2 separate regions of the Homo sapiens genome follow, and region 1 is linked to region 2. A link is a loop called in an ENCODE intact Hi-C map of the cell type or tissue named here. Cell type or tissue: PC-3. All regions are shown on one strand. Each heading gives the region's core, and the rest is flanking DNA. Links, peaks and the distances in the headings are about the cores only. Region 1 overlaps NPAS3 (neuronal PAS domain protein 3). Region 2 overlaps NPAS3 (neuronal PAS domain protein 3).

Region 1 (8,716 bases), core at 4,717-8,716, 62 kb after region 2:
ACAGTGAGCCCAGAACAGACCTCTCAATGAGCAAGGCGGTGTCCTCGGAAGAAACCGCACAGTGATAGAATAATAGCAAATTGGAGAAGACTTAGGTGCTTTAGAATCCTTTGAAGAAGTCCCCAAAACCATGGATAAAAGGGAGTACTGGTGGGTGTGATACATTTTGACTTTCAAAGGACTTTAGGTAAGAAAGAAAGAAAAATAATAATAATAATCCTTGCAAGAGGCTATTGAGCCAAATTGGTAACCATGGGGCAAGTGTTAAAATTATGTTACATCTTAAAAACTAGTTAAGAGATGGAAGGCAATGAGTAGGAATAAAAGGCCATTTCTTTCTGTAGAAAGAGGTTAATTGTGGGGAGCCCAGGGGAGAAAACCAATACAGGCTTTATTCAGAGTCTTAACGACCTGGAAGAGGAAGATGAAAAGCAAGATGGCAAAACTTATTGATGAAAAAGAATTATTTAAAAGTATTTGAGTCATGGAAGAGTCAGAGAGTCTAGAAAACACAGACACATGGAGGTGGGGGGAGCAGGACGGGAAAATTAAAAATAACCCAGCAAGTAAAAATTCAGTCGAAGCAGGCAAAGGGCAATGCATCTCTGAAAGGCAGAGGAGCCCAGGTCATTCCAGGGCTCAGCATATGGGCACTGCTGTCCTGAGTGTGTGTGGGTCTTTGGTAGGATTGACTGAGACTAGGGTTTGGTCATGCAGAGGCTAGCTTTTCTGCCTCTACTAGACCTGAGCACCTCAGTATTTCATTTTCTCCATTTGCAAAGTAAGGACAAGAAAATTGGCTTCATTTGTAGGTTTACTGAGAGATTGGATCTATTACTGATTGAAAATAGATCGGAAAGCCCAAGTGAGATGGTGTTACCCCCATATATTTATTGATTGAATGAGTGGACAGTTCTCCACAACACCCAAGTGGCTTTTGTATTCCACTCTTCTGCCTGCCTGCGGCACATAACTGAAGCTCTTTTCTATTCACAAAAATAACTGCTTTATTTCTACAGATGGCACCAAAGCATACCCTGCGCGCGTAAGTCAGTCATTGTCCCCTGGAGAAAGGTGGTTGTTCATGAATAGGAGGTTAATCAGCTTCTTATAAATTTTAGCTATTTCAAATTTAAAGGAAAAACCGTCCCACCCCGAAGGCTGATGAATAATATCACAGGATGCCAGGAGAGGCAGAAGTGAATTCATACTCTCTGCTACTTCCCGCCCCCATTCTCCCATCCCTGGCCATCTGGAGAACAGAGCCTACCCTCTGAATAAATAACTCGGGAGGGCAAGAGTTTAGGTTGACTTCATGGCTGAATTGGATGATGTCAGAGAGTAACAGCACAAGGAAAGTTTGGGGAGTTGATATTATGAGTAACATTTGCTAAGTTCTTTCCAGTGTGAGAAGTGCTTTCACATCCATTATTGAGTTTGATTCCCACAAGGGCCAACCCTGTGTGGGAGTCCACATATCACCATTTTATAGATGAGAACACTGAAGCCCGCAAAGGTTTACCGCCTGCTAATGAACAGCCAAGCCCAACTTCACCATGGCTGTTCTAATTACAAACCCAATCCTTTCTGCTTCACCAAATAAGAGGAGGAAGAAAATAAGCCTGCCCTTCCTCAGGACTTAAATATCCCCCATGCATGTAGGATGGTTGATATGTATCATGCTGGGATTTTTACAGACCACTCCCTTACCCTCCCACACACTGTGCACACAGCCCCACGCCCAGCCTGGAGAGCACTGAAGGTAAACCGAAGTGGCGACTTCAACACTCACACTTGTGTTAGCAAGAGCAAACCACCAGAGAGATGTGTTTACACATTCAACATTACCCTTAGGGAGTCTGTGGAGATTGTGATTTCTATTTGCACTCATCTTATGTTAGTGATTTTCATATTACATTAGCAAATTTAATCTCTGCTCATGTGATAGGAAGTTACTAACACAATGCGACTTGATGTAACAACTTTCAGACTTTGGTGGCAAAGGCAAAACTTGTGAGCAGAACGCCAATTCCAATCTCTAATTAAAAAATAGATCAGAACACAGAGACATCCGCAGTTCCCATATTTTAGATCTAGAATAGAGCCAAAGTTGAGGGTAAAGAGTTTGTATCTGAGAAATTTGTGAATGGGGACAAATAGCTTGAGGAATCACTGCTAGGCTTGAGATCTTATCTTTCTTGTCCTGAGTTGATAAAGGGTCATTTGTGAACCACATAGCTTCTTATCCACCAGACTCACTGGAACCTCAGCAAAGTGTGGGTGTTGAAATCACCAAAATAATGATCAAATCTCACTCTATTAAGCCGAGGCCGCATTCTTCTCCTACAAGCCCTTACCCTTTTGGCTGGAAAACGAATGGCTCAGTCTCATCAGGCGTGCCCCGCTCCTGACTGCTCTCTGCTGTCAGTGCCGACAAGGGGAGACACATCCAGACAGTGGGTCCCCGGAGAAAGGAAAAAGGAGTGCCCCAAGTGAAGGACTGGCCCCAGGACATTGTGCTATAGGCTGAGTGTCCCTAGGACATTCTGAGAACTAACTCTAGTGCTAACTTTTATTTATTCTAGGCTTCCATAATGCAGCCACAGAAATTGAGACTGCTTTAGAATCATGGTAATAAGCTAGAGAAATTTGAACATATCTTACAAACAAACCTTTATTTCCGTTATGTACATGAGAAGTATGTAATTTAGATTACCAGGTAGCCAGATATGCTGAGATCCAGAAATTCATACAAAGTGCCAAGGTTCTCAGATCATAACCCAGTCTTATGCCAAACACAGAACTTCTCGAATATTTGCTTTAAAAGTTCTGCTGGGAGCAAGCGCAGGTTTCCAACTCTCTCACCTTCATGACTGAAGCCCGTCTACTATTAGTATTTTTCTTTTTACCAGACGAGGATTTGTTGCTGTAATACATACGTGCATGCACTGTATAATAAAACTTTCCTGATTATCTTATAACTGCACATTAAAAATTTACTAAGATAAAATTAATGTGATTTTAATAACATTGTTTTAATATACAGAATGTCAGGTGACAGGGAAAAAAATCTATTTTGAATTCAGCATGCAGTATGCCTCTTTCAGCACCTTCGTAACAATAACTGAACTGGCGGACGAGTGTTGTCTGTTAAGATTTCTGATACGCACGTCCCAGGGGAGATGGCTGAAGTTGGGGCCTTTTAAAATGCGACCGGACAATGCTTTTGAGACTATAACATAGAGAACTTCCCTGGGTGACAGAGAGACCGGGCCAAATAAACGTAGATAGAATGTTGTTTCCTGTACGCTTTTCTGTAAGATTCAGCCAGAGTACATAACTTCAAAGAATCTTTTGATGGAGAAAAATGTTTTCATTCGCCTGTTTTATGATAGTGCTGCAGGATACTTACAGTTGATTTACTATAATGACAGGACCTAGATATGGTCCCAAAGGAAAAGAAATCCTACTTTTCTTCTGCCACCTACCCATCACATTTATTATTCCCAGCTAGGGGGTGTGGACAGGCAAGTGTCAGGTTAAAGGGAAAGATGGTCAGAACATGGTGAGCAGCGATCATTAGATTCCTACCAGGGTCACTCGCACAAGGCCTGTGACTCAGGGCAGTAACGTTCCCATAGTCAGGTGCCTGCTCACTCCAAACCCCCAAGAAAGAGAGCAGACCTCCCAGTTCTGCACGGCTGCTTAGGGGATTTGAGGGGCCAGGGAGAAGTAACAGTCTGGCTTCTACCCCGTTGGGCAGAGACTCAGCTAAAGGAAGTGCCAGGACACTGTGCTGACCCACTTCGAGCCCTTCCTCTCCGTTTGTTCTCAGGCAGAAGAGATACAAAAGCATCACTATGGCATGGTGAAAAGTTGGAGAAGCATTCTGCAAATTGACATGCAAATAAGCACTCCAAGTACTCCACTTTGTTCTAAAAATTCCCATCACTGGGAGCTGTAAAAAAACACCAATCAGAAGAGGGGCAGTGATGGGAAGGACCTGGTGGTTTTGCAACCAGAGTCTCCCCCTTGGAGGGATTGCTTCTGTACCACGTTCTAGCCTCAGCTGGCACAGGTGAAGCAAAACACCCCCCACCAAATGACCAAGAAGCCAACAGATTTAGATGTAACTGATCTGTATTCTATAATAACACACACGCATTCAAGTGGCATCTGCTATGAATGATATTAGCTGTCCACACAAGCAAATAAGATGCAAACAGGCTTCATACCCTGGGTTCATGAAGAGAAGCCAACTATATCAAATGAGACAAAGGCAACTGTCTCCACAAAGCCAGTTCCTGCACCTTGAGCAAATGCACAACTTTTTTAGTGTTAAGGACATTCAAGTTCGAGACAAAAACAAATCCCTGCCTTAATCACGTAATCACTGTTTTTTAAATCACCACTGCCTCTGATAACCTAGATGTCAAGACCCCACCAACAGTTCCTATGGCACACTATGTACAATGCTAAATGAAGTCAGATATCACCAGGAAAGTGAAGTCTCTGACTTGTTAATGGGCTACACCAGGCTGCAGAATGTCTCTGTGGCTTAATTCATGATACACACTAGAACCTGAGAAACCCAGTTCATTCTTACAGTGGGCAGTGCAGGCCATGGGTAAACAAGGTATAGCACATGGGACGGGAAGGAGAGGTGTTAAAGGAAATGCTCCGAAAGCTAGGCTCTTTACTGGGAAATTAGAGGATTCATTCTAATTACAAACCTGCCATTTATAATGTGTCTCCCTCCTCTCATCAACAGGAGGCACTTTCTCTATGCTGTGTGGGGTCATTTTGCCATATTCATCTCTTACTCCTCCCAATTATCCCAGAGTCAACCCTTCTGAAAATGATCATCCCTTCTTCTCTCTTACTGAAGGTGTTCTTTGTCAGGAAAGCCAAGCCACACACTCAAAGTCCTGAGTTTTGTTCCATTTTATCATCTACTATCTGCCAACAGAGATTAGTTCAATTCTGTTATCAACTCAATTGATTTACAAGGTCTCATATAGTAAGTCGAGAGCAAGTACAACCCCAAGGCTGGTTAATTCAATGGTCCAACGTGATTACAAAAAAACAGGTTCCTTCCATCGTGCTACTCTTGCCCCCTCAACATATGAGTCTCATCCTCAGCCTTATCCCTTAGTTAAGTTGGTAGCAATAACCATAGCCTCACAGCCATGTCCAGATGAAGACAAGGCATGTTTGCTTTTTTGAGGGAGGAGGGGGTCTCCTTTTAAGTTTAAGCAAAACTTCTCCCAGAAGCCCCATCTGGCAGACTTCCCTAACTTCTCATGGTAGAATTGCATCAGTGCCTATGCAGTCACCTTTGGAGGCATGCTTGATGCTTGACATCTCTCTTCCTCTGACATCCACATTCAGTCCACAAGCATGTGCTGTCAGCTGTTGCTTCGAGATACATCTTGAATCTGACCTCATCTCACTATTGTCACCACCACCATCTCACCCTGCACTGCGGCAGCAGCCTCCTTGATTGTGCTCCCACCCTCTGTCCTTTAGTCTCACACAAGAGCCAGATCATGCCTCAGCTCTACTGAAAACTCCCATGGGGCCTTTGTCATCATATTTAGAGTAAAATCCAAAGTTCTTCAGGGTCATACCTGTGATATGTCCATAGAACACATCTCAGCATCTCTCTGCTTTTATCGCCATCACTTTTCCTCCCAAACTCTGCTGTGTCCACATTGGCCTCCTTGCTATTCCTCAAACACATGATGTTCCTACCTCTGGACTCTTGTACAGGCTGTTTCTTCTTCCTGGAACACTATCTCACCGGATATCCAAAAGGGTCACGACATTCCTTCCTTCAAGTCTGTAATCAGATGCCCCCTTCTCAGTGAGGTCTTCTCTGGCCACGTTATTTAAAATTACAACTCTCACCTGCACATTGTGCACATGTACCCTAAACTTAAAGTATAATAATAATAAAATTTTTTAAAAAGACTAAAAAACAAAAATTACAACTCTCTCCCTCAGCATTTCATATTTAATCCTCTGTCTTATTTGTCCCCACAGCATTTCATACCATCTAGCACACTAGATCTTTTTTCTAAATCTTCTAATGGAATGTAAGCTCTATTAGGGAGACATTTTTTTTCTTTCTCCTCCCACCCGTCACTCTCCTACTGTAACTTCAAAACCTAGAACGGTGACTGGAACCAGTAGAACTTCATTAAATACTTGTTAACTGAATAAATTCTAACACCAGCTGTGGACAACTGGACCCCATGATGGCTTACACCAATTACGATCCATACTTGGGGGTGAACTTGCTTTCCCTGAAGATCGTAGCTGGGCACAGGAAGATGGATACTTGGGAGGAGATAAATGCCTGGGGGAAAATTGAGTCTTTCTTAGGAAAATAAGAAAGGAAGACTTTGGGTAAGAAGTCAACAGTACTAACTATATTTTCTTTAATTTATTTCCCTTTTTAAAAGCAAGAGAGATAATTATCAAATTTATCCTGGAGTCATGAAAAATACCTTACGTCACTGATTCTATTTTTTTCACATTTTAACATCTCTGACTTTGGAGTGCATCTTACAATCACTGTCATCCAATGATCCCATAACTGGCAGTGATGTTTTCTTTCTTGGTGCTTCACAAAAGGATGGGGCATTCTTAAAATGGATGGGGTCTTAGATTCAATGACATCTCACTTCTGATGTACAAAGTGATGCTACAGAAAAAAGAAAATCACCATCATTGTCCATAGACATGTAAAGCTGGCAGTTATGACATAAGCCAGTCTTGACATCTCTCATGATTCCCAGGAAAACTAGACATTCTCTTTTTCTCTTGCCTTCATATTGAGCAGCTTTGATTTAAGATAATGTCTGAGCAGAGAAGCTTTGTTCAGCAGTGTCATTTGACCCAGATTGTATGTTTTTATAGCTTGAGCCAATTAGTTAAAGTGACTTTGACTATAATAGGGACCTGTGACTTTCCTCAGTATTATTGCATTAGTCACCCTGGAACAGTTTCTGGCTTGTGTTTGTAAGCTGGCTCTGATTGTGCCTTTCTCATTCTGATATTTATATGATTTGTTGCTGTCCTATAAAATAATGACCTTTGAGTCCTTGAAAGTAAACCCTCTCTGATTCTGTTTATTTCAATAAGTCCTTGGCACTTGATGGCATAGTGTGAATCACCTTTACTGTCCTGATTGCTAATTGAAGTGGGTTGTTTTTCAGTATTTTAAATCTATATTAATTAAATGAGCATTGGGCTGGGAGTAAGGAGACTCCTTAGAGTTGTACTCCCAACTCTGTTCCTGGGGAACAGGATAAACCTGGGAGGTCGCTTACTCTCCCCTGCTCTTGCCTGTACATGGGGAGATTGTTCTAGATCAGCTAGCTCTATACGTCTGTGTTGGAATGGGCTAATGGTGCCAGTCACAGTGTATGCTTAATTTGGGCTACGATTCCAGCCTCCATCACAAGTCTGGGCCTCAGTAAATGTACTAATTTATCTACAAAATAAAGTTTAATAAACACTGATATGGTTTGACTGTGTCCCCACCCAAATCTCATCTTAACTGTAGCTCCCATAATCCCCACGTGTCATTCGAGGGACCCAGTGGGAGGTAACTGAATCATGGGAGTGGGTTTTTCCTGCGCTGTTTTCTCATGGTAGTTGAGTAAGTCTCACAAGATTTGATGGTTTTATAAAGAGCAGTTCCACTGTGCATGTTCTTTTGCCTTCTGTCATGTAAGTCATGCCTTTGCTCCTCCCTCGCCTTCCACCATGATTGTGAGGCCTCCTCATCCATGTGGAACTGTTAGTCCATTAAACCTCTTTTTCTTTATAAATTACCCAGTCTTGGGTGTGTCCTTACACAGCAGTGTGAGAACAGACTAATACAAACACTGACCATGAACTCCTTGGGGGCAAGACCACTATCTCATTGGTCTTTGTAACCTGTCTCCACACAGATACTACTGGTTAGAGACAGTATCCATACAATTCACTTCTGTATCTCAACTGCCCAGCAGAGTGTAAGTGCTTCATACATATCTGCTGAATGATCAATAATTGGAATATGGTACTCCAGCTACTGTTTCGTCTTAGCCGTCATGGAAACCACAGCTTTTCATTCTCTCCACCCTTTGTATCATGATTCTTCCCTATCTTGTTTTTCTTGTTTTTCCTTCTCTATGTCTACTTTTGCTTTTATTTTCTTTTCATCTGTTTTTTGTCTCATTAGTATGTCATGTTTCATTAGTATGTGTTCTAATCCCTTTTTTGTGGTAAAATATACATGACATAAAAGTTATCATTTTGCCATTTTTAAACATACATTTCAGTGGCATTAAGTACATTCACATTGTTGTGCAACCACCACCCCTGTCTCTAGAACTTTTTCATCATCCTAAACCGAAACCCTGTACCCATTAAACAGTAACTTCCCATTTTTCCCGCTGGAAATCCTTGGTAATCTTTATTCTACTTTCTTCCCCTATGAGTTTGCCTGTTCTAGATATGTCATATAAGCGAATTCTCATCCTTTTTTGTGTTTTGGAGTATTTTCCTGGTCGTTGTGCCCCTTCTTTTAGTCTGCATGTCCTTTTTGTTGCTGTTGTTTCTGAGCGCCGCCCCCACCCGACGATGGCTCATTTTCTCTGTCCTCCTATGCACCCTCAGCTGCCATCAACTGTGTAGCATTTCCTTTACATCTCTCATTTCT
Region 2 (13,570 bases), core at 4,646-8,645:
AGGCAAAATTGGGACTGGAAGGCCATCCTGATTTTCCATTTATTAAAAAGGAAGGAGGGAAGGGATGTGACAAAAATACCTAGGCTATGTTCATTGTTTTACTCATCATATATGGAACATGATATCATATGTACAAAGGAGTAGGGGAAATGCCATCTATAAGAATAATCCATTACACTTAGCTTAACCTTTTCTTACATTTTCTTAAATTTATTTAAGACCCATTTTCTCTCCAGCCTTAGAATGTGTGTATATTTGCCATTATTTTATCTAGTAAATGGATGTCTGCGTAGATGACTGGTCAATCAATTGATCAAAATAATGTAGTCATAGTTCTGCCTCCTAGTATCTATATAATTCATAACATATATGAGTAACGATGAAATTATAGAAATAAGATTCATGCACTCATGTGATCTCATAGTCCTTCATGGCTTGGGCCTGGATAAAACATAGGTATCTTACCACAGCAGTGCTCTAGCTCTTTTTGTTTTCAAATTGTCCAAGTTGAATAGTCCATCAAAACTGTGTTCCCTTCTTACCAGATGTCTCCTGGAACAACTTTGAAAATGCCTTTGTTTGTGGTCTTTGGTGCCTGTGAGCTAGCAGGGCAGTACTCATTGCCACTTAACCATTTGCTCACACGTTAGCAATTCTTCAGCACTCACGAAGAGATTTGAGTGGGTCCTTATTTATAACATTTTTTTTTTACCTCTGTGGATCCAGAAACTCCCCCAGAGGTATAGAGTAATCAGCAGCAATGACTCAGGCAGCAAAGATTATTGTTCATGTGCCTACATTGTGGTAGCAACAAGGAGATAGTGTTTCACAGTAGGAGCTGTCTTGTAGTATCAGCTGTCCTTGAAGTAATGGGTTTCAATACTTTTGAAACAAAAGTGCTGTTGATCAAAATGATGTGAAAGTCAGGTATATTATTTTCTCATGGAAGCAATGTTTATGTCCTTAGGCTCAACTGTGTGATATGAATGACCACACACTAACTTGCTTAATGAACTAGATAGTCTAAGTATCCTCAGAGCATAAATCCTTCCAGAATGCACCAAATGGCATAGCACAGTAAGCAATTTCATACACTTACTCAGTTTATTACATCTTCTTACTCTCTCTCTCTCTCTCTCTCTATATATATATATATATAGCCACATGATGAAGAAACACCTGTATCATCATGAAAAGAAGGCTTCTTTAGTAATATTTTTGACCAGCATCTTCGAAGTGTATTAGGATCACTTGATCACTCTTTGATATACTTATGCTGCCTTCTGTTTCTTACTGTATTGTCCCCATAGCAAACAAAAGCGGTTATGATCTAGTTGTTAGTCATTCTGTTGTATTTAGAAATGGCAGGTCTTTATTCTTTCCTGAACTATCATCTCATTAACACCAATTGTTTCACCTTGAACCAATTTGATTTTAAATGCATGAAACAACTGCTATTTACACTGAAATTTTTACCCTCTGACTCGGCATCACTTTGTTATTTCACAATGTCAAGGATGCCTCCCAGTTGTGGCTTAAGTAGTAGCCAGATTTGAAGCATTCAGGGGTGACTCAGTCCTGAATCACAAAATCTCCCACCATTCCATCCCAGGTCACATCTTGCATGTTCCCGTATATAGTTGGTTTCAGCTGCTTTTTCCTTCCATTGATAATATTTTTAATTCTAGAGCTCATATACTCAGATAAACATGTAAACCTATAGATACATAGTCACTCAAATGGCAGGCCCATTGTATAGAACATCTTACTAACTCTTGAAATTACCTCGAAAAATAATTGCCCATCTTCATAACAAAGATGGATTTGTTAATTTATAGTCACTGAACACCCTTCCTTGGTGATAACCTATTTAACCTCCCCTGCTACCCTTTCTTCTCTCTCACCCCTCTCCGTTTGATTTTGCCCCCAGGTTACAAGAAAGGCTTAGAACTCTGTAAAGCAGAGAAGGGAACAGATCGAGACTAGCAGCCTGTGGGACCCTTTTGCTGAACCCACCAGGAAGCAAAGTTACTGAGATGAATTTATCTATAAGGGGCTGTCTGCCCACTACAGGAACAGAAGCTGCTATCATGGGTGTGACCAGCTTTGTGTTGTGAATGTAAATCATTCCATTTCAAATTGCTACAAGCTGACTTTAGGTCCATTGAAAACTTAGGTCCAAATAATAGTCCTGCATATACACAAAAGTATAGTCTTCCAATTGTGTCACTTTTTGAAAATAACTTGGGCATGTACCATTTACATCCCTAACCTATTTAATGTTTTAAAACATTTTTCACAGAAAACTTGTTTAACATTAAACTCCTAGAAAGGAAGGCTTTATGGAAATCTAAGAAAAAGTGTCTAAAAATAATCTTTGAAGGCCCAATTTATAGAATTCCAAGTCAATATAAACATACATTTTCTGCTTGCTAATGAACTGCCATAGTTTGGCTTACAGGGACAGCACAAAAAGTATTTCTATCCTCTGGACTGGCATAGAGTTGAACACATCCCAGTGCGTGTGTGAAGCCAGGCTCAGAGGGCAGTGATGTCCTCACATCTCTCCCCTGGGTATGGGAAGACAGCCTGCTCTCCTTTTTAGTGGTCGTTTGGCTAAACCACTGTCATTTAGCCTCATAGTCCATCATCACCAGTGAAGCCCTCCAGAATCTCACTTGCCATTGTCTCTATTCTAAATTTACTCTAGTTTGTCAATGTCCCATTGGTGCTGAGGAGCACAGTGTGGCCTTGTGCTGCCCCCCAGAATTCTAGATGAACAGCAGCGAATTGTGAGGGTCCTTGCCTTGCAGTTTTCCTCTGTTGAGGAACTCATCCTGTGAAAGTACCCGTTTCCCAAGAACTTACCATTGGGAGGTAGAGGGAAGCACCCTATACAGGCAATAACTCAAATTTGAGTTCATTCTAACCAAAACTGGCCTTTGTTTCCATTCTTTAAAGGAACCCACAATGCCCTATAGGTTATGTATTCATTCAAATGACAATCCCAGTATACAAAACTTGATTGTCTCTCTGTCCATGCACCTCCTGTCCTAAATGAAGTGGACAGTTAACACCTGTTCTCAAATACTCACATGGGGCTGTTTAACTGAAATAAGGCACTTACAGCAGCTGGCCAGATGTCTTCACCTCAAAAAGACGGTTTCACCCTGCCCGTTGACAAAACTGGCTCAAGAGACATGACGCTGGAAACCAGCATAGTTACACCATCGAGGGTTGCACAGGGCTGAAAGCCCTTCAAAATCTGACTTAGTATGTCTGGGATGCCAACAGTACGGTACTGTAACAAATGTATAAAAGATGCTATTCCCATCTCATGTCACAAAATGGACACTTACTTTTATTGTAGAACTCGGCTATTAATATTTTATCATAGATTGTTTTATATACTCCATTGTAAGTTGGTTATTGTGTCGGATGCATACTTTGAAACTTAACTTTTTTAGTTCCTACATAAGGAAGGCTTCATGAGGTGGAAGAAGTGAGCTGAATTTTACTAATTTGGTAAGCAATAAGAAGGAAGAAAGGCCAAAAAGGAGAATAGGCAGGGAAGGGGAATAGGGTATGAAGAAGACAAGCTAAATCAGAAAACTCTAAGAAACAGACTGCATATAATAAAGGAAATGATGAATACAGCACTGGGGATGACAACAGAAATAATGAAGTCATCACAGTGGGTTGGCTGCAGAGAGAGAAACCAAGTTTGACCAGAGTGGTTGTAGTGTGGAAGGCAGGAAGGGCCAGGGAAGAGGTCTTTAAAGAATATATTTTCTGGCAAAGGTCAAGCCACCCAACCAATAGCTTTCAGACTTTAACAGGAGAGGAATATCCTGGGATTCCTGTTTAGAATACAGATTCCCTGGCCCCGTCCCAGGACAGTCTGATTTAGTGCCTTAAATGGGACCAGGAGGATGTGTTTTTAAGAAGGTCGACTGATTCTGCATTTTGTACAGACACAGGCAATACTCAGACCTCACTTCGAGAAAACTCTATAAGGAAAGCAAAGAAAATCTTGCGCATTGTAACAGCAGCAACTTATTAGAAGAGAACAGAGGTTGCTTGTAGGTAAGGAATATGCTACCTTAACGCAAGCAGGAAACAAGGCAGATTGACATAGAATTATTGCTGCACAGACAGACAGGATGTTTGAGATGCTGCAGGGATAGTGGGGCAAGAGAAAAGATTTCTTAAGTTTATTTCCCAGATGTAAATCAGCCTTTGCCCTTTGTAGCTAGAGACATCCCTCACCCCAATTGAAGAAAAAAAAACCCTCAAAGAAACCTATGAAAATAATTAAGCATGATAATTCTGGATTATCCTTAATTAGAGGGAAGCTCTAGTGAGCTCCGAGCTTTGGAGGGTCATCATACATTTGTTGCAAGTGATCTGTCACTGTTCCACGTGCACATTATTCATCCCTTCACCTCTGATCTTCCCCTCCTCTGAGCACAGCCCTCTGCAAGGACCCTGCACTTAGGCTGCAGAATAAAAGACATCCCCTCACACAGCTCCTGCTGCCACTGTAGATGACATGTCTCTTCTGGGGGCTCTAAGATGGAGAAAATCTTTTCCTCTCTCTCTCTCTCTCTCTCTCATTCTGTGCTGACTCCTTGGTGCCAGGCCCATGCCTCTGCCAGGAGCAGCAGCCTATCTCTCGTGGTGAGCCCCTCAAAGGACTTGGGTCCTTGTTGCAGGAGCAGGAGCAGGACCCAGGCCAGAACCGACAGACTTGAAGCAGTTCTGATGCCCATTGTAGGTCTGAGGATTCCAGCCACATGGAACAAGAAGAGGGAAAGCAAGGGAGGAAGGAAGGGAGGCTTGGCAAGAGAAAAGGAAAAAGCCAGATCAAACACAAAGGGAAGAAAGGAGCCAGACAAAGACTGCGGTCATCCCCTCTTCTTCTAAGAAAGACAGGTCAACAACCATCTCTCTGCCTCTTTGAGACTTTGTTCACAAGGCCCGTGCAGAAATCATCACACCTCCTACAACTTAGGCTGTGAAGCCTTTTTCGCGCCATGCAGTGCCATCTTCCTTTCTCCCGCCAAAGTGCTGCACTCTGCCTTTGTACGGGGACGTGCCACTCTGCATCAGTTAGTTGGTTGTATGTCCACTTTTCAGTTAGCACAGATCTGTCTTCTTCCTGGTACCCCGATCATACATAGGACATCACTGTTCATAGGCTAGGTGGGTAATAAGTACTTACTGAGTTTTCAAAGTTAAATCATTCTTTTCTCCCTGGATCCAGTTCCTTAAGTTGTTTAGCTTTATATTAAGGAAGTCCCTGAAGACTCTCTTTTAGGTTAGGGAAATTGAAATGCATTTTAAATAAGCACCATCTCAACTGATATAAGATAATTAGAATACAAATTATATATTAAAAAAACCCACAAGTATATAGCTTTGAGGTCAGAGCTGGGTCTGTAGTCCAGCTCTGTCACTAATTCCTTGGTGAAAGTCAGGAGACTTGTACCTTTTCTCTATACCTCTGTTTCCTCTATTTGTACATTAAGGATAATAATACCCCCTTTCTATAAGGTCATTATGAAGAGGAAAAAAACTGATATAAAAGTACCTGATAGACGTAAATGCTCAATACATGTTAGTTTGGTTTGTTTCCTTCCCTTTTAATTTTGGAGTAGGCCACTTTTGGTGGCTTATTTTTCTTTTCCTAGAAATAACATTTCTAGTGGGCAAAAATATTAAGTAGCACCCAGCGTTTCCATTAATAACATTAACAACATGTTAAAGTTTAAAAATGATAAGGCTTAGCATGGCAGCCTGCTACCCATACAACCAGTCATGAGGTGTTCCACATCCCAGCCCTGCCTTTTATTTCATTTTGATTTGTTTATTAATCATCAGCTGAGATTTTTGACAAATACGGTTAAAAATCAAAAGCTGTGCTTTGGAGACATTCATGCTACTTTTACTTGTATTAAATTTGCAAGGAAAATTTATGTGTAAGTAAATATGAAAACTGTGAGTCACTGTGAATATTTGTATGTATTCTCATAAAATTATCTTGGCATCCTTATATTTTGTTGTAATGGGTGTCAAGGACTTCTCTTTGCTCTAAATGGGAATATTTACTGATTAAGAGCTTGCTGTTGCATTCTCCTCTGCTATAACCTGAGGAAACAGCACCTTTTCACCTTTGAAACCAGCGTTTCCATATTACTCATGCCAGTCTTTTCTCACTAATTTTATGATTATAATGAGGCAGTGGTGCACTAGTTAGCACAGATGACCTTCTAATTGAAAGACTGTAAATTCAATCTCCATCTCTGGGCACCGACAGAAATTTAAATAAATATAGCTCCTAAAACCCTTGTGATGGGCTGGCCTAGTGACCAGGGGCTCGCAGAGCCCAAGTCATATGTCACAGGGGACCGCCGGCAACTTCTGGGTGTTAACTACAGGAGTCGTTAAAAGTAGGTTGCCCTCACGAAGCAAAACGAGATGAGGGACTTTTCCTTGGCTCTGATTCAGGCGCCATGCCTTGGTTCTCTGTAACATATGCTGAGTTGCTTTTTTGTCAAACTGCTTCCTAAAACTGGAGTCCGAACACGAGGGGAAGCTCCATTCTCAAATTGGACTTAAGCAGACCAGAAAAGTCTTATCTACCAGGCCACCTTTTGTCCACTGCCATTTATAGATTTAGATGCAATAAGCTGTCCAGGGCTATGTTGACATCATCCCCTTGCTTGCTGTATTCACCCCCATTTCTCACCCCCGTGACCTTGGACAGCAATCCAATTTAGGTTTCCAAAGTGAACTGCCCTGAGGATCAAGATGGGTGTGAAAAGCTGTTTTAATGGTCAGTCCGAGGAAGGAATCCATGGAGCTGTAATGCTGGCAACATTTGTACCAAATAATGGAGCACTTGCCCTTGGCATATTTTTGACCTTCCATTTTGCCTTTAACACTGTTACTTGTGTGTACATGTCTCTTATCGTGAGCCACCTTGAATCTCTTTGGGAAGCAAGTTGCATATAATTTTTTAACTAACTAGCTGCTTTAAAGTAGGTCCCTGGACCTTGCCAACAGCTACCTAAAAATGGCCCCGTATTGCTGACAATGCCTTAAAGCTGACTCTTGGGTTGTCAGCATGGTGCGTCTTTATCCTGTGTATATCACAGAAACACAATGGAAATTTCCCATTGCCTTTAAAGTTCTGCATTCTGTATATTTGGTTGTTAGACAAATAGAGCAAGCTTTGCCGACTTCATTTTCATTCTTGGCAGCATGTTTTTATCATAAGGCAGATAGTCATTAATTTACAGAATCAACGCTGGGAACAGCTTTTGTGATCTCATATTAAATTTTCCCCTGAATCCGCCCCTTGGCAAAAATTACTCACATCGTTAAAAAATATTTAATTAGGCTGTAGTTTATACCCAGCTCACTGGGGAAATGTTGGAATTAATATGATTTGCATGAATTCTGTTTCTCTCTTTCTGTCAGAGATTAGTTTTGAATTCAGTTCAGAGGGTCGTTGACACTGCCAAGGACTCACAATCGTGAAGGTCAAACAGGTAGCAAATACTTCCCTTGGGTAGGTTCCCTGAAAAGACAGCTCAAAATTGCTTTTAATTATGGGTTACCTGAAAGGCCACTTGCTGTTTTTATTTTTCTACAGATCCCTGAAACACTGCATGATTGGAAGTTTTAGGTAAACCATTTTATTCCTAACTAAAACAGGCCCGTTATTGTGTAGAAATAGATGTGCCTAAAGGTGTGGTCCCCAAATGATTTTCCTCGTAACTCACTGATTTCTGTGGTTTGTTCACAAAAGAGAAAGTCTCCCCACCTTGAACTGGGATGTAGAGATGCTGGATAAAGGCAGTCTTATAAGACAGCCAGCAGTGAGTAAATTTTCTACATAGTAATGCATCTGCTTGCTTAATTATCTTTCAAAAGATAAGATACAATGTTTAGTTATGCATTTCCTTGTTTATTCTTCCATGGGTTAGGAACAAAACCTTAGGGAATCCACAATCCTGTGCCATTTTTTTTTTTCAAAAGAAAATTTAATGGAATATTTAATTAATAATCTAATCAATCAATTAATCTCAGTTACATAAGTGTTGAAATCTAATTCTTTTTCACAGCTATATCAATAAAAGAAGTGAAATGGCTGCCCACTTATCAGGATAATAGGAAGCCATTGCAGACACAAAGAAGAATTGAAATTGTATTAATTCTGCTGCACTGGTTCTGATTTGCCAGTGTTAACAAAGTCTTTCCATTTTAGACAAGTTTCGGTTCACCTGCTGGGACCACCAGGTAGATATTTTATGTCCTAACCTTTTCCAGTGGTGAAAAAAAGTGACGATTAGATTTTTTTAAAGAAAAATTCCCAAAAATTTAGGCTCTGCAGCTCTAAGTAAAGACGCATTCCAAATAATAAAAGGGCATTTAACCTCTTTAGACATTACCTTTGTCTTTATTGTTAAGTTTAAAAATTATAAACCATCTGCCTTCAAAGCATGTATAGACCACACCATGCTGCTGACTAGCCAACTGTTGGTGCATAAATATTTATATCCCAAGTGATTTCTATGGGGCTTCTTTCAACACTGGAAAGGTGAGCTGCAGTTTGACCCTCACTTCAAAAAATCCCGAGTCAAGTCACTCACAGGGAGTGGATGCCAGGTGTATCTATTGCAATCATAGTTTTATTTGATGACACTGCTCATGAAGATCACCACGTGTTCCTGATTACAAAGTGTTCTAAATTGGAGGAAACTTAAAATGGGAGAAAGGAGGAAGGCTAGAACTTTCTGAATACATATACCCTGCTGGACACTGCTATAGGTGATTTACACACACGATCTCATTCAATCTTCAGAACACCCTGCAAGGTGGATGTAACTGCCTCCACTGTACGGATGAGGAAGATAAAGTTCAAAGAAGCAGAGTAGATAGATCTTTTCAGTTCAGCCCCTTCCTTTTATACATGAACCTGGAGGGAATAATACCCACCTAATCAACACAGGGAGGTAATCTCAAAGCTGAGACTAGAACCCAGTTCTCCTAACTACCTGCATAGCCCTCAGGCATGTGTCTGCATTTTCCCAAATACACCCTGTGACCAGCTCAAGCTGACAAAAGTATTAAATAAAAACTAGCCCAACTTTTTCTCTATATACCTTTGGCTCTTTTTTTTTTTTTTTTTTTTTTTTAACAGCAAGTGAACTCTTTTGCTTTTCCCAGATAAATCCAAGCATGCATGTGGCTTTGTGAAATCTTTTAACACAACAGGGCAATGTACATCCAGCTAACTGGCAGAAGGCAATTCATATAAAAACTTAACAGCACTTTTCTACTATTCTTGCCTGAATATATGAAAAACAAAATATATGACTGTAAGAGAATGGGTGAGAGAGAACAGTGTTTACATTACCGGAAATTTTACAAATGCACGTAGCACTAGGGATATTAACTCAGCTTGGAAAAAGGAAGTGGATGACTCAGGAAGCCCAAAGAATCCTTTTCCATTTAGTTTTCTTCATTGTTGTTTGCTTTCGCCTTGTTGTTGTTTTGGGTTTTTTGTTTTGTTTCGTTTCTCCTGTAGTGGCCTTTTTGAAGAGTACAAGACTGCAAGAACTTGTACCCCCTCATATCTCTTCAAGGTAGTAAATCTCAATATTTCATCCCATAGTCTCAAAAAACCACAAAGTTGGGTAAAAGTCATACCGTTTGCATCAAGTTTTCTATCTATTTGCAAACAAACATCCTCTTTTCCTTCACTCTGAGCAGAAATAAATTATGGGAATAACTCTTGAGGCCATAGTCTAAATAGGGACATTCTGAGGCCACCAGTTTTCTCACTTGGTGGTTGTGCCCCACCGCATTACCAGATGCCTCTCTTGTCTCTATTCCTACTGCTGTGCTACTGAAGCAAAAAATAAGTTTAGTATCGAATTTCTGTTCAGTCAGACTTTCCACAACTAGACCTACTTGAAAAGCATTGTGTTTGAGGTACACTGCAAACAGAAGACTAGTAGTTTGGGGACTTTCTTAATGATTGGCACAATTAAGTACTGTGCTAACTGTGTGGCATGTATTGGTTTCTCTTATCAATTGTAATTCAGGGCAAGGAGTCCACGTGGGTAATGATTGTTGTTGTTCTTATTATTACAGCTGCCAGTTATTAGCTGCCTAACATATGCCAGTCACATTATTCATCTTATTTAATTCTCTCAACAACCCAAGAGTAAGTTGTAAAAGTCTCATTTTACAGATGAGAAGATGGAGGCTTACAGTTAGAAAGTAGGAGAGCTGAGATTCCAACTCTGGCCTTTTCAACTCCAAGGTCAAAATGCACCCTTCCTTCAACCAAAGCAATGTCTGAAACAAAGATCACTGGAATGTGACACAGACTGATTTCTTCTTTTTAAAATTTTTTAATTGAAATTGTGTGTATTTGAGGTGTATAGCATGATGTTTTGATATACATATTCATAATGAACTTAGTGAACTGAGGTTACTCTAGTCCAGCTAGAGTTTACATCTCTTTTCACAGTTACCTTTCTTTGGTGGTGAGAGCACTTAAGATCTACTCTTTGCAAATTTTAAATATACAATACAGTATTATTAACTGTAGTCTCCATGCTGTACATTAGATCTCTAGAACTTATTCTGTGTATCTAAAACTTTGTACACCCTAACCAAAATCTCCCATTTCCTTCACTTCCTCACCCATTATCCAAAGAAAATGAAATTAGTATGTCAAAGAGATATCTGCCCTTTCGTGTTCATTGCAGCCTTATTCACAGTAGCCAAGATACGGAATCAACCTAAGGGTTCATCAGTAGATGAATGGATAATGAAACACACACACAGAGGAATATTATTTGCCCTTAAAAAGGTAGATCCTGCCATTTGTAATGCCAATGAACATGGAGGACATCGCGCTAAGTGAAATAACAGCAGACACAGAAAGACAAATACTTCTATGTGAAAGCTACAAAAGTCAAATTCATAGAAACAGACTGATTTATAGCCTTGATTGTGCATCTGATGCAGCTGTGAGACTGTAACAAGCCCCTAAAGTTCTGAATCTCAGGTCTTTAGTCTGACATACAAATGATAACAACACAGGGTCCCAGAGAGGAGAGAGGCCACATACAGAAAAGCCTTCTAAGGTCATCAGTTTAATCAAACCAACAAGCATTTATTGAGCACAGTGCTAGGTGTCTTGGGAACTATAATGATGAATAGGATATCATCCCAGACATAAAGAAGCCTGAATTCTAGAAAAGACTTTAATATGAGTATACAGTTAACTAAGTAGAAAGTGTAGTTTCTTAAGTTCCTGGAAGAAGTCATTTCCATTTCCTCTCCAACTATGACATTTTTGATACTGAAGGAAAAAGGACAGATGAAAATTGATTAGAGAAAGTTTTCCTACAGCATGTGTGAGATTGCTTTAATAAAGAGGGGAAGAGGAAGCGGGAGTCAGGCTCTCTTTCCACTTTACTATTAATACTTCCCTAGACCCGGTTGCTGGTGACTCAACACTATGCTGGCTGCCCTTGGCAGGAGTAGTCCTCATGGATTTATTTTTCACATAAAATTGTTCAAATACACAGGCATTAATTATGCAGATTATGTAAAAAAAAAAAAGATAATTGTGTTACTCTTGCAGTGGGAGTGGGGTGCGTTGCAGTCAGTGGATAACATCTAGTTCTAGGTGAGGGATGTCAAATTGACTGCAGGAAGCGATAGAAATGCCAACTCTTCCAAGTAAATATCGCCACTTACTCCAAGCGCACGCTCCTCGAAGCTCCTACAAATCTTAGGTGTCGATTTTCTGGGATGCCAGCCACACTCCTTTCCCGCCTCTCAGCCCGAAAGGGCAGCAAGCCTTGCCCAAGCTCTTTCTGCTATGGTTTCTTTCACCTTTGTGGCTGCCACTCTTATAATAAGTAGACACTGTAGAAATTGAGGGGAACTGTTTATGTGCTTAGAAGACTTTATAGATGTTTCCTAATTCATTCTCCTCATCAGAGGAAGCAAAGATTGCCTCTTCAAGACAACAAGTTAAAAACTGGAGAGACAGAAAAGGTACAGTGACTTATCCAGCCTCATTTCAAGAATCAGTGGTGAAGACAGATAGAGGAGAAACAAGAACAGACTTTTGTTTCCCAGGCTAACATTTAAGCCAGTAGTTTATATTATGACTTTTTATATTAATAGTGTCACCTTAACTTAGTTGGTCTGTTTCTATCTTTTTCTTCTGTTTTGAAAACTGATTTCACATATCCCCCGAGGTAATGCAGTATACCAGCAAGTCTAACACAGTGGTTCTCCCTCTACTTCCATCAATAAAACACGTTCTTTAAGCTAAACCTTTGGGAATGACCAAAACCAAATAAAACACACCAGTATAGAGCTGCTCTAGTTGGAAAGTGAGAGAGAGAGGCCTCAGAGGTATCCCAGGGACTCCTTAACCTGGAGCCCATAGGTAGGCTCATGTCATCTATAATTTCCTCAAATGACTTGCAATGTCAGGGGGAGGATGGGGAAGGAAACCACACTGTTCATTAGAGATGCAAAGACTCTGTGATCCCTGTGGATCAAAGGCAGCTGTCTTTTGGTTCAGCATGAGACCCATCTTCATCCCCCACTAATAGTGTATTAATAATGCTCCTGAATCAAGTTGAAGTGGTTTTGAGTTTCTAATGGCTATGCCGTACGTTTGATTCTAAATCTCAAAAGATCAGATTCAACAGCCCAACTATGGGCTCCTGTTAATATAATGAATAGGTAGGCATAATAGATAAGCTGCCATATTACTCTGGGACCCCAAATAATTAGCAAACCCTTCTGAATCACCTCATTTCTCAATACAATTTCAATGCCGTTTTTTCACTTACTTGCTCATTCGTTCAATTAACACATAGAACATTTTCTATGCACCAAGGTTTGTAGAAATGAATTAGATATGGCTGCTGCCCTGAAGAAGCTTACAGTCAAGTGAATGAATATACACTTACACTTAATATACGCCAGGTTTCCTTTGTTTTACACATTGTATGCATTACCTCATTTAATTTTGACCACAGGAAGGTAGATGCCATTATTATCTTTACTTTATAACAGAGGAAACGCCAGAGTAACTTGCCCAAAGTGGGTAATGGTTTCATTCCCAAGCCATTTGCCTCTAGAGTCTACGTTAATGACCAGTGCCTTCTATTAGGAACATGTAAGAGCGTTAGAAAATCTCCCAGGACATAGCTCATTGTGTCTATACAATTAGCCATGAAACTGGACCTGACTGTCCCAGAACCCAACCAAATATTCTAGTCCAACAAATGTACCTTGTTTGTCTGGCTATCCTGGGAAGTCCCTTTTAGCAAACAGAGCAAGAACTTATTAGCCTCAAAGACAGAACTTCATTTCTAAATGACACAATTAAAACTAGAACAAGAGACTTAATAATAATTGTATACAGTCAGCCAAAGCCATTAGATTGTAAGGAAGGGCTGACTGTCAATTCTACTAATAGTTTACTAGAAACCATACCTTTAATAATCTCTAT

The links. A loop is a pair of places that touch in the nucleus more often than their neighbours do. Peaks named below come from ENCODE experiments on the same cell type or tissue, not always from the same donor. Only the 100,000 strongest peaks of a DNase experiment are listed, where the experiment ranks them.
Region 1: it touches region 2 in a loop (3-fold over the local background); 1 of 110 quality-filtered maps calls a loop at or near these places.

The regions. Positions count from the first base shown.
Region 1 is chr14:33,708,186-33,716,901 of GRCh38, forward strand. All of the region lies in intron 6 of NPAS3 (neuronal PAS domain protein 3), which reads left to right. It overlaps SNORA89 (small nucleolar RNA, H/ACA box 89), which reads left to right and starts at 752; the gene lies at 752-928. In PC-3, for the core only: no CTCF peak of the experiment used is centred there; no DNase peak of the experiment used is centred there.
Region 2 is chr14:33,646,150-33,659,719 of GRCh38, forward strand. All of the region lies in intron 5 of NPAS3 (neuronal PAS domain protein 3), which reads left to right. Among named protein-coding and RNA genes, the nearest start is that of SNORA89, 56 kb to the right of the region's middle. In PC-3, for the core only: no CTCF peak of the experiment used is centred there; no DNase peak of the experiment used is centred there; H3K27ac peaks cover 1,083 bases.